Linked DNA regions of Homo sapiens: all the other regions are linked to region 2. Evidence: chromatin contacts called from ENCODE Hi-C or POLR2A ChIA-PET data. All regions are on one chromosome and are shown on one strand. Each heading gives the region's core, a stretch centred on a gene start or an enhancer-like site at or near the end of the contact. The rest is flanking DNA. Distances are from core to core; before and after follow the strand shown.

What was found. A loop is a pair of places that touch in the nucleus more often than their neighbours do. ChIA-PET counts read pairs that join two places held with the same protein, here RNA polymerase II (POLR2A). Pooled maps may share reads with other maps.
Region 1: a loop to region 2 is called in a map of CD8-positive, alpha-beta T cell, with 17 times the contacts of the local background. The contact joins the promoter of POMT2 here to the promoter of SEL1L in region 2. A Hi-C loop is called at or near these places in 1 of 168 maps with a recorded cell type or tissue (CD8-positive, alpha-beta T cell) and 10 of 50 pooled maps. POLR2A ChIA-PET finds 5 or more read pairs at or near these places in 1 of 52 experiments (CD4-positive, alpha-beta T cell).
Region 3: a map of CD8-positive, alpha-beta T cell shows a loop between it and region 2 (16-fold over the local background). The contact joins the promoter of VIPAS39 here to the promoter of SEL1L in region 2. A Hi-C loop is called at or near these places in 3 of 168 maps with a recorded cell type or tissue (CD4-positive, alpha-beta memory T cell, CD8-positive, alpha-beta T cell and naive thymus-derived CD4-positive, alpha-beta T cell) and 11 of 50 pooled maps.

Annotation. Positions count from the first base shown.
Region 1 is chr14:77,317,874-77,322,132 of GRCh38, reverse strand. POMT2 (protein O-mannosyltransferase 2) reads left to right here and starts at 1,250. Exons shown (of 21, transcript NM_013382.7): 1 at 1,250-1,699. The coding sequence starts at 1,452. GSTZ1 (glutathione S-transferase zeta 1) reads right to left here and starts at 1,097. Exons shown (of 9, transcript NM_145870.3): 1 at 950-1,097. The coding sequence starts at 964. RefSeq lists enhancers at 434-483, 15-876, 754-1,023 and silencers at 1,104-1,483, 1,714-1,763.
Region 2 is chr14:81,530,860-81,535,267 of GRCh38, reverse strand. SEL1L (SEL1L adaptor subunit of SYVN1 ubiquitin ligase) reads left to right here and starts at 1,415. Exons shown (of 21, transcript NM_005065.6): 1 at 1,415-1,593. The coding sequence starts at 1,524. RefSeq lists a silencer at 1,292-1,411 and an enhancer at 1,128-1,627.
Region 3 is chr14:77,455,959-77,460,202 of GRCh38, reverse strand. It overlaps VIPAS39 (VPS33B interacting protein, apical-basolateral polarity regulator, spe-39 homolog), which reads left to right and starts at 2,602. Exons shown (of 20, transcript NM_001193315.2): 1 at 2,602-2,708. It overlaps AHSA1 (activator of HSP90 ATPase activity 1), which reads right to left and starts at 2,110. Exons shown (of 9, transcript NM_012111.3): 1 at 1,934-2,110; 2 at 397-587. The coding sequence starts at 2,013. RefSeq lists enhancers at 1,854-2,033, 1,759-2,281, 2,204-2,663, 2,282-2,804.

The DNA.
Region 1 (4,259 bases), core at 1-2,500, 4.2 Mb after region 2:
TAACGTGACGCAAAGTCCCATCTAACGTGCCACCTTCCTTAGTGCCACAAAAGTGGTTCTCAAACTTCATGGCACGTTAAGAACCATCTAGACCGCTTATAAAAACATGCAGATTCTCGAGCCCGTTCCACCAGAGATGAACAGAGTGGCTCTGGAGCAGGCCCCGGGAAGAACATGTGAAAGCCGTGAAGCTCCCCAGGTGATTGTCATGACTGCCTCTCCTCGCTCGGGGCCTTTTTTTTTTTTTTTTGAGCCGGAGTCCCGCTCTTTCGCCCAGGCTGGAGTGCAGTGGCGCGATCTCGGCTCACTGCAAGCTCCGCCTCCTGGGTTCACGCTATTCTCCTGCCTCAGCCTCCCGAGTAGCTGGGACTACAGGCGCCCGCTACCACGCCTGGCTAATTTTTTTGTATTTTAATAGAGACAGGGTTTCATCGTGTTAGCCAGGATGGTCTCTATCTCCTGACCTTGTGATCCGCCCGCCTCGGCCTCCCAAAGTGCTGGGATTACAGGCGTGAGCCACCGCGCCCGGCCCGGGGACTCTTAAAATACAAACATTACTGGAAGGTCACCTCCTGCTAGGGCCAAGAGAAGAGCATGAAGGGCTGCGAGAAATTGGGAGGCTTGGGGCGACGTTTGGAAGCCTTAGTGGAGGGAGGGGTCTGTTATGGGGAGCAGGGAGGGCGGAGCAGAAGTGAAGCGCGACCGGACAGCGACTCCACCCTGCTACGCACTCCCTACCAGGACCGCCTCCTCTGGCCCAACCCTCCCGGAACTTCGAGCCCCAGCGGGCAGCGCGCAGCACGCAGGCGCAGAGCGTGCCCGGCGCAAAGCACTGCATGCCGGGAGTCGTTGTCGGCCTGGGCGGGCGGTGCAGCTCACTTCTGACCCCGCCCCCCAGGGTCTCCAGGTGTCTAACCAGCTTCCCTCCACCCGGGTGCGCGTCACAGACCTTCCCCGCCTGCATCTGGCACTTCGCGCGACCCCCTCCTCCAGGCCGAGAAACTTCGCGCCTGGGACCTGCCGACGACTAAGGCTCAGTGAGACTCGACGAATCAGGCCCGTGTCTTTCGTCCGGGTAAAGCGAGGGGCTGGACTAGAAAGATCCTTCCGGTCGCCTCTGGCTCGCCCAGCTCTCCCGCCACGCCCCGTACCTGGGGGCTGCTGGGAGTTGCAGTTCCCTGAGCCCGACCCCTCCTGCCCAGTCCCCCCCGCCCCGGGCCGGCCGGCCCTCCCGGTCCCGACATGCTCTGCGCCTCCTGCCGCCTCCTAGCGGCCCGGGCCGCGACCACGCTGCCCGCCCCGCCCCGAGCCCGGGGCCCCGCGCTCCGCTGCAGTGAAGGGCGTTGCATTTCCCGGGGTACCCCGAGCTGCCCTCTTGTGACTCCTTGGCGGGGCGGCTGGTCAGACAAAGTGTGCCTCCGGGCCGGAGGGCGACCCAGAGGAGGGGGAAGATGCCGCCGGCCACGGGCGGAGGCCTGGCAGAGTCCGAGCTGCGTCCCCGGAGGGGCCGCTGTGGCCCCCAGGCTGCTAGGGCCGCAGGCCGGGACGTGGCCGCTGAGGCTGTGGCGCGAAGCCCCAAACGGCCTGCTTGGGGCTCACGGCGCTTCGAGGCGGTCGGCTGGTGGGCCCTGCTGGCCTTGGTGACGCTGCTGTCCTTCGCCACCCGCTTCCACCGCTTGGACGAGCCGCCGCACATCTGGTGAGTGATGGGAGGGACTCGGCGGGCACCATGGCAACCGCGACGGGACGCCGCCCTCTGATTGGCCCGAGGGTACGGAGGGGGCGGGATCTATAGGAGGAGGGCCACGGTGGAGGGGAACTTGAGGTATCGGGTGGGTTGGCCTCTGGCGAGGTGCATTCTCTGGGAGGGGGATCGTTTTGCTCTGGTGGTGGGGCAGTGGGATTCTTAGTATCTGAGGAAGCAGCCCTCATGTCTTCCAGGTTATGCTACAGTGCATCACCTGGCTTGCAAATTGTGGCTTTTAAAGGTGCTTTCAACTTTCCAAAGAGAATTGCAAATTTTTGGGTACAGAATTTTCTAAGGCCTGAGTTCCTATGTCTGCAGGATTTTCAGGCATCAACAGAGGAGAAAATACCTAACTGTGTACCTTTATCCTATAGGGCAAGGACAGTTTGGGTGTTCAGGTATGGTGACCAAAGGATTTTATGAGGCAGAACTCTTCTTGTGAGAAGAGATTTATTTTCTTAAAGGTTTTAGCTTGTACTATCCAGATACTGGGTGTCAGAAATGGAATTCTTTAAGCAAAAAGCAGGCAAGAAAACAGACTGTCAGGGTTGCTTTATTTAGAAATTAATAAATTAGCTTGTTATTGTGTCGTGACTGCTGGCAGAAGATGAGACTCCTGGGTTAGAGACAAAGGACTTTATTACAGGAAATAGGATGCATGTTAGAAGCAGTTTCCCTTGCCATCCAAGTCCCACAGGGTGACGCTATGGGTTTAAATGGATGACTGCACAGGCAGTGGGTTGCATCCAAGTGAAGGAACGACAAGCTTGGAAAATCTGCTGTTTTATAGAAGGCAGTACGCAGACCTCCTCTTTGTCCTGGAGGGAGACACTGCCTCTTCTCTCAAAGTTGCTTGCTGCAAACACAACCATGAGAAATGGCCCAGGTGAGATGCAGTCAGGGCCTTGCATTCTTGGTATACCCAGAATGATGTGTAGAGGCACGAGCAATCTGACAGCCTCTCTCACTCCTCGATTCTATGGTCTTGGCTTCTAGCAGATTTTCACATGAATATACAACTCCCCTGGCTACTCACATCTTTTCAGTTTGTCCCTTACAGCATTTAATTAAGGTTGTTGTCAATGGGACTCTAAGCAGCAGAATAAGGCCAGCTTACAGTATTTACCTCAACCATGCCCTCCAGGGTCCTGGATTCAGCCACTTGTGAATAAGTCCTGGGGGCACCGAGGAATCTTATTTCAGACATCTGGGCTGCAGTCTAAGACCAGTCTATTAACCACTGTGACCTGTGCACAGGGGTTCAGATTGATCTCTGATCTTTGGTGTCATTACCAGTAATTACAATAGCCCACTACCCTTGTAAAAATTTTTTTAAGAAAGTAATTACCAGGCTGGGCGCAGTGGCTCACACCTGTAATCCCGGCAGTTTGGGAGGCCGAGGCGGGCAGATCACCTGAGGTCAGGAGTTCGAGACCAACCTGGCCAACATGGTGAAACTCCGTCTCAACTGAAAATACAAGACTTAGCCGGGCATGATGGCGGGTGCCTGTAATCCCAGCTACTCGGGAGGCTGAGGTGGGAGAATCACTTGAACCTGGGAAGCAGAGGTTGCAGTGAGCTAAGATCGCACCATTGCATTCCAGCCTAGGCGACAAAGCCAGACTCTGTCTCAAAAAAAAAAAAAAAAAATTAACTACCATGATTAATGGAAAGATATTTTGTGACCCATTCTTCCTTACACTAACATATTACTTGGAGGAGTGCAGGCCACTCCAGGATTTTTGTTAGATTTTTATTTGGATCACCATCAAATTTGATTACCATTACAGTGGTTTAAACCACATGGGCAGTGTCACTGAACAGTTGCAGCCTCAATCACTAGACAAGGCATAACCTAAGTAAGGCCCTTAGGATCTCAGGAGAAGCATGTGATTTGTATCAGCCGCATTGATAGAAGGTGGTGCTGATCTGTGTGTTTGCACACCTATGAGGGAGGTCTGCGTTTGGGAGTTGGTGTTGATGTCATCAGGCACGTGGGAATAGTTCAAGACTGGCCGTGTCCATGTGAGTTTTTGTTTTCTTTTTTTATTTTCTTTTTTATACTGACCTGCTAGATAAAGTTTTTATGTTTTCATAGTGAGATGACAAACTCAGCCACAGGTCAGATTGCCAGCCACAGTTGCTGCTTGACCTAGATGGACCATGTGAATGTTTGCCAGGCTTTGGTGCTGGATAGGGACAAAGAGAACATTGTTTCCCTTCTCTTTACATCTCCAGGGTCCTGTGGTGTTCCTTCCCCAGATGCCAGGATTGTTTCTTTCCTTCCATTGCTACATAATGAGTGTGTCCTACCCTAGTAACTATAACTTCACCTTTTCTCCATTTATCCCCTACCAATACGCAGGCCTTCTAATATCCAATTGTTAGAAAATTGACAGAGGCCCATTATGTCTTCTACCTTGACACATGTGGGCCACTGTAGGGGGACTTTAAAAGCACTATACCCAACCAAATGATCATTAACTTTATGTTCTGGCACCAGGCCATTCCA
Region 2 (4,408 bases), core at 166-2,665:
TTACATAGTTTAAACTGATAGAACTTGATTATCAATAAGATGAAAAAGAAAGGAAAATATACCAGATTTTACTCTATGATTTATAATCAGAGGAACTCAGAGGGAACATTGTTAGTGACAGAAATGGTGATGTAGCTGAAAAGACAAGTTTTTGGAGGAGATAATTCTTTCCTTCATCTCCTCCGATGTGAATGAGAAACAGTGGTTGGTTTTTTACCATCTTCCTGAAAATAAAAGGCTGTATCTCAAAAAACAAAAAACAAAAAACAAAAAAAAAAAGGAAGGAAGACAAATGCCCAGAAGTGTTAAGACACATGGCCAGCAGAGACTTTTCCAAAGTCCTTCACTTGGCTGGACTAGGTTCTAGGCCTTAGAGCTGACTGTGGGTGGATGACAGGGAAAGCAGAATGACACGGTTTGAGAAAAGAAAGGGCAGGCACACCAAGTCACTGCTCTGCTACTCAGTTGGAACATGCCTGGATTTCGTGCTTATTACATAGAGTATTTCCGTGCCTGCGATGCAATCACTATCACCTCTACCTCCACACACGTGAACCTGGTCTCCTGACTTTAGTTAGGAAAGAAGAGAACAATGCAACTCACAAGAGGAGAAGGATGAGGACAAGTGTTTAAAATAATTTTTCAAAGCTGTTGGCACATTTTCTTTATGATTATTGTCTGGTGAACCTAGTGAAAATAAATACTGTATTGAGATAATCTGTGCCGAGCGGATTTATTTCCTTTTGTTTTGTCGGAGAAAGGAGGACAGGTACTGAGTTGCACCCTGGTTTCCGTACTTCACGGTACTGTTTTATCTAAGTTTTAAAAAACACCTCAAATTCAACTAGCTGTGGCATTTTTCTCAGTGCTCTTATCACTATGCCCAATTTAAATTTTTTAAATAAAACAGGAAAAGATGCTAAACACATTACAAGTTCTTAAAATTATTCCTTAATATTTATTTTGGGTCAATTTAAAAAGGCTTGTGAATCCATAGCCTTGAGTTAATATTTAGCCCAGGTGTTAGTTAAATTCTAACTTCAACAGTCACCCGCACTTGTAAATCTTGCCCTACGATGGACTACGTTTCCCAAGAGCACCCCCCGAGTTAATCACATGAAGCGCATTCTGGGAATTGTAGTCTCGGATGAGCCTCTTTCTCCCAGTCTTGGACTCACGCGCTGATTCCGGTTGAACCCAGGGGCTACCAATTAGCTGGGGCCATGTCCGTGAGTCGTGGTCCAACCGAGAAAGCTGGTGTGGGAGCTTCGTACAATGATTGGCCAATGAATGACCCCCGGGGCGGAGCAATGGGGGTGGGCGGGGAGACCATGGTGATTGGACCAGAAGCCCGCGACGGCGGGCGGGGATTGGCTGCGCGCTGGGTCAGGGAAGCCTGGGAAGGGGCGGAGGAAGGAGACTAGAGCAGGAAGAGCAGCGGCGAGGCGGCGGTGGTGGCTGAGTCCGTGGTGGCAGAGGCGAAGGCGACAGCTCTAGGGGTTGGCACCGGCCCCGAGAGGAGGATGCGGGTCCGGATAGGGCTGACGCTGCTGCTGTGTGCGGTGCTGCTGAGCTTGGCCTCGGCGTCCTCGGGTCAGTATCCGCCCCCTCGGGCTGAAGGCCCAGAGCCTCCGCCCCCCAGCCTCTACAGCCGGCGGGGCCGTGGGGACTCCAGGCTCGGGACCCCGTTCTCCCTGGGCACATCTCGCACTGGGCTGTCACTCGCTCTTTGGCTTTGCTTGGCCTGCGCCAAAGGGGCTATTTAGGAAGGTGGAGTGGGGTGGAAAAAGAAGGGGCGGTCACCCTGCCCACACCTCTCTCCCACGTAACAAACTTTGCGCGACTCTTCTCACGAACGCGGAATTGACTCCAAAGGAATGAATCCTGATACAGGAGCCCGAGTGGAGCTTCCTCGACCCTGGGGTAGAGGAAGGGTCTGGTCTAGAACTCTGGGCTTGGGAATTGTAAGTTAAATAATTGACAAACCTGGAGCTGTCACTTTGGGGCAGAGGAGGATCCATCCAGACCAGGATGTTGACAGTAGTTTGCTTAACACCTGAGATGGTCCCTGGTCTGTCTGTTTAAAAACGAAGACTTTTGATCTCATCGTAGCCACTTTTTACTTTTTTGAAACCTTCCTGAGAAAGCGGTGACCTGTCACAGTGTTTCTGAGTTGCCCCATGTTTGTTGACAGTCATTTTATGATGTTTGGGAAAATCTTGGTTCTTATAAGATGCGTTTTATATAGATACAGAAATTTGTGTGCTTTTGAATTGATTTTCCAGTTAGCTAATGTTTATTCTGGTTCTGCTTTTTTCCCCCTTTTTTAATGTTTTAATCTGCCTACATTTGAAAATTTCCATTTTGAGAGTGTTCATGAAAACTTCGTGTTTCTAAGTGTTGATAAATAAAAATTAGTACAGTAAAACTTTGGAATTTTAATCAGTTTCAGTTAACAGGACAGGTGTTCTGTGGCTTGACGTTTTGGGGGGACAACACGGAGTATAAATGTCAGCTTTTTCTTTTTTTAATAAATGTCAGCTTTTTTTTAACAGAAAATTTCCCAGATGGTTATCTGAATCCCCAAATTACCTGTCCTAGTTGTAAATCAATGCCATAACGTCATTCTGCTTCTAAAATAAGAGGCTTAAACCTAAATTCTATCCATGATGTGGTTTGAGATACCATTTCAAAAGCACCAACCCTATGCTAATTACTTTACTGCCAACATCATTCTTTCAGGTCCACTCCCCTCCCTCCAGTAGTAGTGATGGTTTGAGTTAATGACCAGATCTTTAGACTATACTTAACTCTCGAAGCACTTTTAGCAGTTATTTAATATTTGATCAAAAAGCATGAAATGAAGCTGTTGAGCTTAATGAGTAGAGTACCTGCTGGACCATGGACCTCCTGCATCAGAATTCCTCTTATGGGTTTGTTAAACATTGGGTTTTAGGTCTGGAACAGCTCAGGTATACATAGATTAACAATCTCCATGAGGGATTCTTCACACTAAAGAGAACTACAGTAATGAAAGAGCACGGTGTGTATCCCTCTGAATTTAATTGGCAGAGTTTAAAGAAAATTAAAGCATAGGAATTGTGCTGTCTGTCTTTGACTGCATTTTATATACTTAGAGCTCCATGCCAGTGGAAAAGATATTTGAAGATCAACAGTTGGGGCTTTCAGGATGTTGTAATAAAAGACTTAACACTGATATATTAAATCCTTGGGTTGTATTGATGTAGGTAGAGGACTGTATTCAAGAAATGTCTGCTCTGATTTCCATCATAGTTAAAGCTGTGCCACAACATTTCAATGGTAAAGGCAGAAGCCTTAGCCAGAACTAAAACAATGTAGATGTGCATGCTAAAAGGTAATAAAGGCAGTGCTGTGCTCACATGAAGTTCATATATCATAAAACACCTGTGCGGGCCCAGCTCATACCTGTAATCCCAGCACTTTGGGAGGCTGAAGTGGAAGGATCACTTGAGCCCAGGAGTTCAAGACCAACCTGGGCAACATGGCGAAACCCCATCTCTACGTAACTCCAGGTGTGATGGTGCACACGTGTAGTTCCAGCTACTCGGGAGGCTGAGGTGGCAGGATGGAGTGAGCCCCAGGAGGTTGAGGCTGCACTGAGCTGTGATTATGCCACTGCACTCCAGCCTGGACAATAGAGCGAGACCCTGTCTCAAAAAAAAAGAAAAAAAAACAACCCTGTGTTAAATAAAGTTGTGTAAATTAAGCTATGGATTTTCAATTGTGATTTTCATTCACAGGGTTTCGGCCTCAAAGTTTAAAGTTTTACTCCAGTATTAAAATCAAGTTTTTGGTTATAATTTTGTGTTTGAACATTAGTGGTTACCCAGGGCAGGTCGCATCTCTCCAGGTGGAGTATGGTCAGCCAACAAAGAGAATCTTGATTCTATTGCTGTTGATAGCTGTTAGCTAGTATCATGTTTTAGAAGCATGTAAAAATATGATATAGTCACATGCTACATAATGACATTTTGGTCAACAATGAACCCCATGTAAGATGGTGGCCCTGTAAGAATATAATGGAGCTGAAAAATTCCTGTCACCTAGTGACATTGTAGCCATTGGAACATGGTAGCACACTTTTTAAAAAATAAATTTAGTGTAGTTTAAGTGTACAGTGTTTACAATAGTGTATAGTAACATCCTAGGCTTCACATTCACTCACTCACTCACCCACAGCAACTCTTAATCCTGCAAGTTCCATTTATGGTAAGTGCCCTAGACAGGTATATGTTTTGTAATCTTTTACACCATATTTTCACTGTAGCTTTTCTATGTTTAGCTATGTTTATGTACACAAATACTTACTGTTATGTTACAGTTGCCTACAGTAGTCTGTATAGTCACATGCTGTACAGATTTGTAG
Region 3 (4,244 bases), core at 1,353-3,852, 4.1 Mb after region 2:
GTGGTTTAATCTGTTAAGATTCACACTGAAGACAGTGCACAAAGATCAAGACCAAAAAAATCCTCTCCTTCCTCCTTTTAAATCACTCACAAGATACATGTAGCTAGTCTGAAGAAATATCATCGTAGGTGTCCCAACAAAGACCAAGGCCCAAAGATGCAGTGGCCCGGCCACTTCATGGATGGGACTTATGAGACCCAGACACAGGAAATCCATTTAGCATCCCACAATGGCAAAGAAATTCCAGGACTCGATACTGCTTTACATAGGACTCCAAAGCAGCAACATCTGCCTTCTCCCTTCAAGGTCTGTAACTCCTCAAAACTGTTCTCTCCAGCTACTTAACAGGTTAAACAAAACACAGTTAATCTCTCTGACAGCCCAGCTTAGACTTACCTGTCCAGTTTAGTTTGACGCTCCATTCATAAAAGAAGATAAGTTTCCCTTTGCGATTGTTAATGGATGCCTCTCCATCAAGCTTACTCACTTCCGTCACCTCACACTTGCCTTCTTCATTTTGAACCTGCACTGCCAGGAACAGTGTTTTCAGCTTATCCGTGGACCAATTTGAAGCATCTCTCTCCGTCCTGCAAAGCAGAAACAGAGCTATGAACCAGCAGTCAAACGGAGGATACGCTGCTCTATGCAAGAGAATACGAGGTTAAAGGAGGCCTGACAAATAGTTTGAAAAGAACACAAAAACTCCCAGTCGCACTCCAGTATGTCCACAAACATGTCATTCTTTTTTAGGAAGACAAGGGGTTGCACACTGTCAACAAAGACAGCTGCTGTAGAAAATGGTATAAACTCAATGGAAAATTATGCTCTCCTTTCTCGGCATGATGGTGCGGGGGAATACTTGATACTTTAACATGGCGCCCCCATTTGACCAAGTGGAAAACTGCACATATTGCTGAGATCAGGAACACAGACTGGACCATGAAAGAATAGTACTTAGCTAAAAGGCCCAGAAAGGATTAAACCAATAACCCTGACCTCATTGGCACGGTGTTCTGACCTATCAGATTCGCACTTGCATTATAAACTTCCTACACATTCACTGTCCCCTAGATGGCCACAAAAACGTTAAGTCCAGGGCTTCAAAACAAACAACAAAAATTAGGTCAAGTACTCTGCATGTTAAGAAGAGAGAATACAAAGTGAGATATGGAAAAGAAACATCACTATCTGCCTTCCTACTTATCAACTATTAGAGAAAACAACAGCAAAAAAGGCTGCAACAAAGTAACGGTACAATACAAACATTACGAAAAAAGTTCAGTGGAATTCAAAAATAAGGAAACTAATATTACTTTGGGAAGATTTCATGAAGGAGGGCAGTTATTTTAAGAACGGTCAGGTTATAAAACCACGGCTGCTCGGCAACCTGGAGTTCCAACACACCCGACCTGATAGTTCCGGGTGAGAGGCCGCAGCTATCTGAGCTCTGAGCACCTGCACAACACGTTCTCAATCTCCCGCGGGACCGCTGCAGCGGTCCCCTATGAATGACTTTTAATTTTACCGCAGGCCGCAAAATAGGAATTACAGACCCCTGGCCTTAGGCCTTTCACAGCTATCTCCCAACACAATCAAAGGAGGTTCCAGTCTCAGTGACTCCTCTGGCCACGTGTAATAAGCACCTCCCTGCTCGGGCTGGATGCAGCAGCCAGGGCGTTATCTCCTAGTCTCTCTGACAACCCTCCTCTGGGGCGCAGCCCTCCACGTCCATCTCCCTCCCCTCAAACACTGAGAAGGTGACCGCGGAGTGGAGAGGCCTGGGGCTACGGACCCCTGCCACAGGAAGGACCCACCCCCATCTCCGGACAGGGCTACCTCAGCCCCAGCTCTGTCCGGGCCGAGGTTCTAGGAACCCTGAAACCCTGGCCCGGCCGCAGGTCTCCCAAGGCCGGCCTGCTTTTCTGGCCCTCACCAGTGCCAGTTGTTGACGTTGGTGGCGTCCGCCCGCTCCTCCACGATCCAGCGTGGGTCTCCCTCACCCCACTTGGCCATCGGCTCTCCTATCGCGGCGCCACCAGCTCCGGAGCAGCCGTAGCCACAGCCTCAGGACCGCTTAGTGCCAGCCGCCCGGCAGCGCCTGGAAACTACTAGAAGCGGCCGCAAGCACCTCCTGGCTTGCTTTTCCCTCCACCCCCTCCCCTCCTTAACTTCCGGCTCCTCCCCACTCCCACCGGTTACTTCCGTCCCAACTCGCCGCACCGTGGGTTCCGCCTGATTTAGAGATCCTTCAGACTCCATCGGGTTCTCCCCAAAAAGCGTCCCGAAACCCAACTGCTCATACAACCATTCCTCACCCATAGGAAAACAAAGAACACGTCTCATTGCTTCCCTGGACCCTAAATCGCCCTTGCTGAGCCTCATGGGAATTGTAGTCTTGCTACGTGACTCGCTGGATAACCGCGGAAGGTCTCGCGGAAAGGAGAGGAAATGACCTAGCACGGTGCTTGGGGTTTCTGGGGGCTGTAGTCAAGAAGCCTTGTGGTTCGTCGGGACAGCGCCTGACAGCAGAGGCAGAAGAAACTACGACTTCCAGCATGCCCTGCGGTCTCGTTATTCGTGTTTTCTCTCCGCCCTACGATTATTCCCTTCCGCCCCCTTCTCTAAGCTGCACAGCCTGAATAGAAGGGCTGGTCCAGCGGCGGCGGAGGCTGGCGCTGTCCTGAGAGGGAGGGCTCTGTGCGGAAGAGGTGAGGGTGTCCCAAGCCCCTTGGGTCGCGTATCTGGCTGGATCCAGCCTCTCCGCATCTTGATCTTTTCCCCTCTTCTAGGAGGCATCCCTACACCCTATGACTACAGGCCTGATTCTCTTCTTTCAGTCAGGGCGACCCTTGGGCGCTGGAGTACGCTTGGGACTGGGGCTGCGAGTGAGCACCAGCGATTGGTTCGGAAGCGGACATTTGGTTCAGAACGAGCATTTAACTCTGCCAGGGATCCGCTGGGCTCTGACGACTGCGGTAGATCCATGGCTTCCTGGACGTTCACCCGTAGAGTCATCCTAGCTTAACTCTTGTTCCCTGGTCTCAGTTCACAAGCCTCACCTGTATCTTCCTGGCTCGGAAGATAATTGAAACCAAGTCTGACTTCTCAGTAGGTGGTTTTTGGAGTTTTCTGAGGCAGGGAGCATGTTGTGGTTTTCTTGCTGATTCTTCTGTTTTCCTTTGTAAAGTTCCTGTTCTCCCCTGAGGTCTCTCACCCTGCCTTGTGGGCTGTCAGTAAACAAGAGACGATAAAGACAAACCTCTGAAGTATTTTAAATCATGTTGAAGCACCTGTCACTCTTAAGAGTGACAATCGTACCTGATTACTTTATAACTCTAGAGCCACTAGATCATTATCTATACTTGCCAAGTAAACCTAGCTTCTCATTTGGCGTTATAAATACAAATTGATGGCAGTTGTCTACTGCCATTGCATGGTTAAAAAGATTCCAGAAATCCTCTGGTAGATTATTGTGTTTGTTAGACACATTCTATGTCTATCTGTAGATAATTACTATAGTGAAGGAATGATCTCTAGTTTTCTGGAAAGTGAAAAATAGGTAGAAGGACCATGCAAGACACTAGAAATGGTCTAGGAGCCAGAAAGCCTGGATTGTAATTTGAAATAGGAGCATTTAACAAAGTGGCTTTGATACTGAACTCTTTTGTGCCTCACTTTCCCCATGAGTAACATGGAAATGGAATCTCCCAGGCCTACCTTACAAGATTGTTCTGAGGATCAAACGAATGACAGAGTGATTTATGAACTGACATGTGTGCCAGAGACATTTATATGTTCTATACACATCTTCAGCATTTGTGGCTACTCAGAATTTTTGTATTTTTTTTAATCTTTAGGATTGCTAAAAAATATTTTCTTTTTTAGCTTTTCCCAAGGTACCAGGATGATGTATTAATAATAAAAGTTACTATTGAGTGTTAATTTTGGGTCAGGCACTAAGCACTTTACATGTATTAACTGGTTTACTCCTCAGAACCATTTCTAAGGTAGGTCATCTGTTATGCCCATTTAACAGACGGGAAAACCAAGACAGAAAAATGTCAGTATGATATTCCATATTAAAAGGAAATAACATTTAGTATTTACTTTCTGCTAGACACTTTTATAGATGTTCCCTGCAACCCTGTGAGATAGGATATAATTTTCTCCAAGGCTTAGAAGTAAAGTCATTTATCCACTTTGCTCAGAATTAAGAGAAACCAGGATTTGAACTCAAGGTTGCC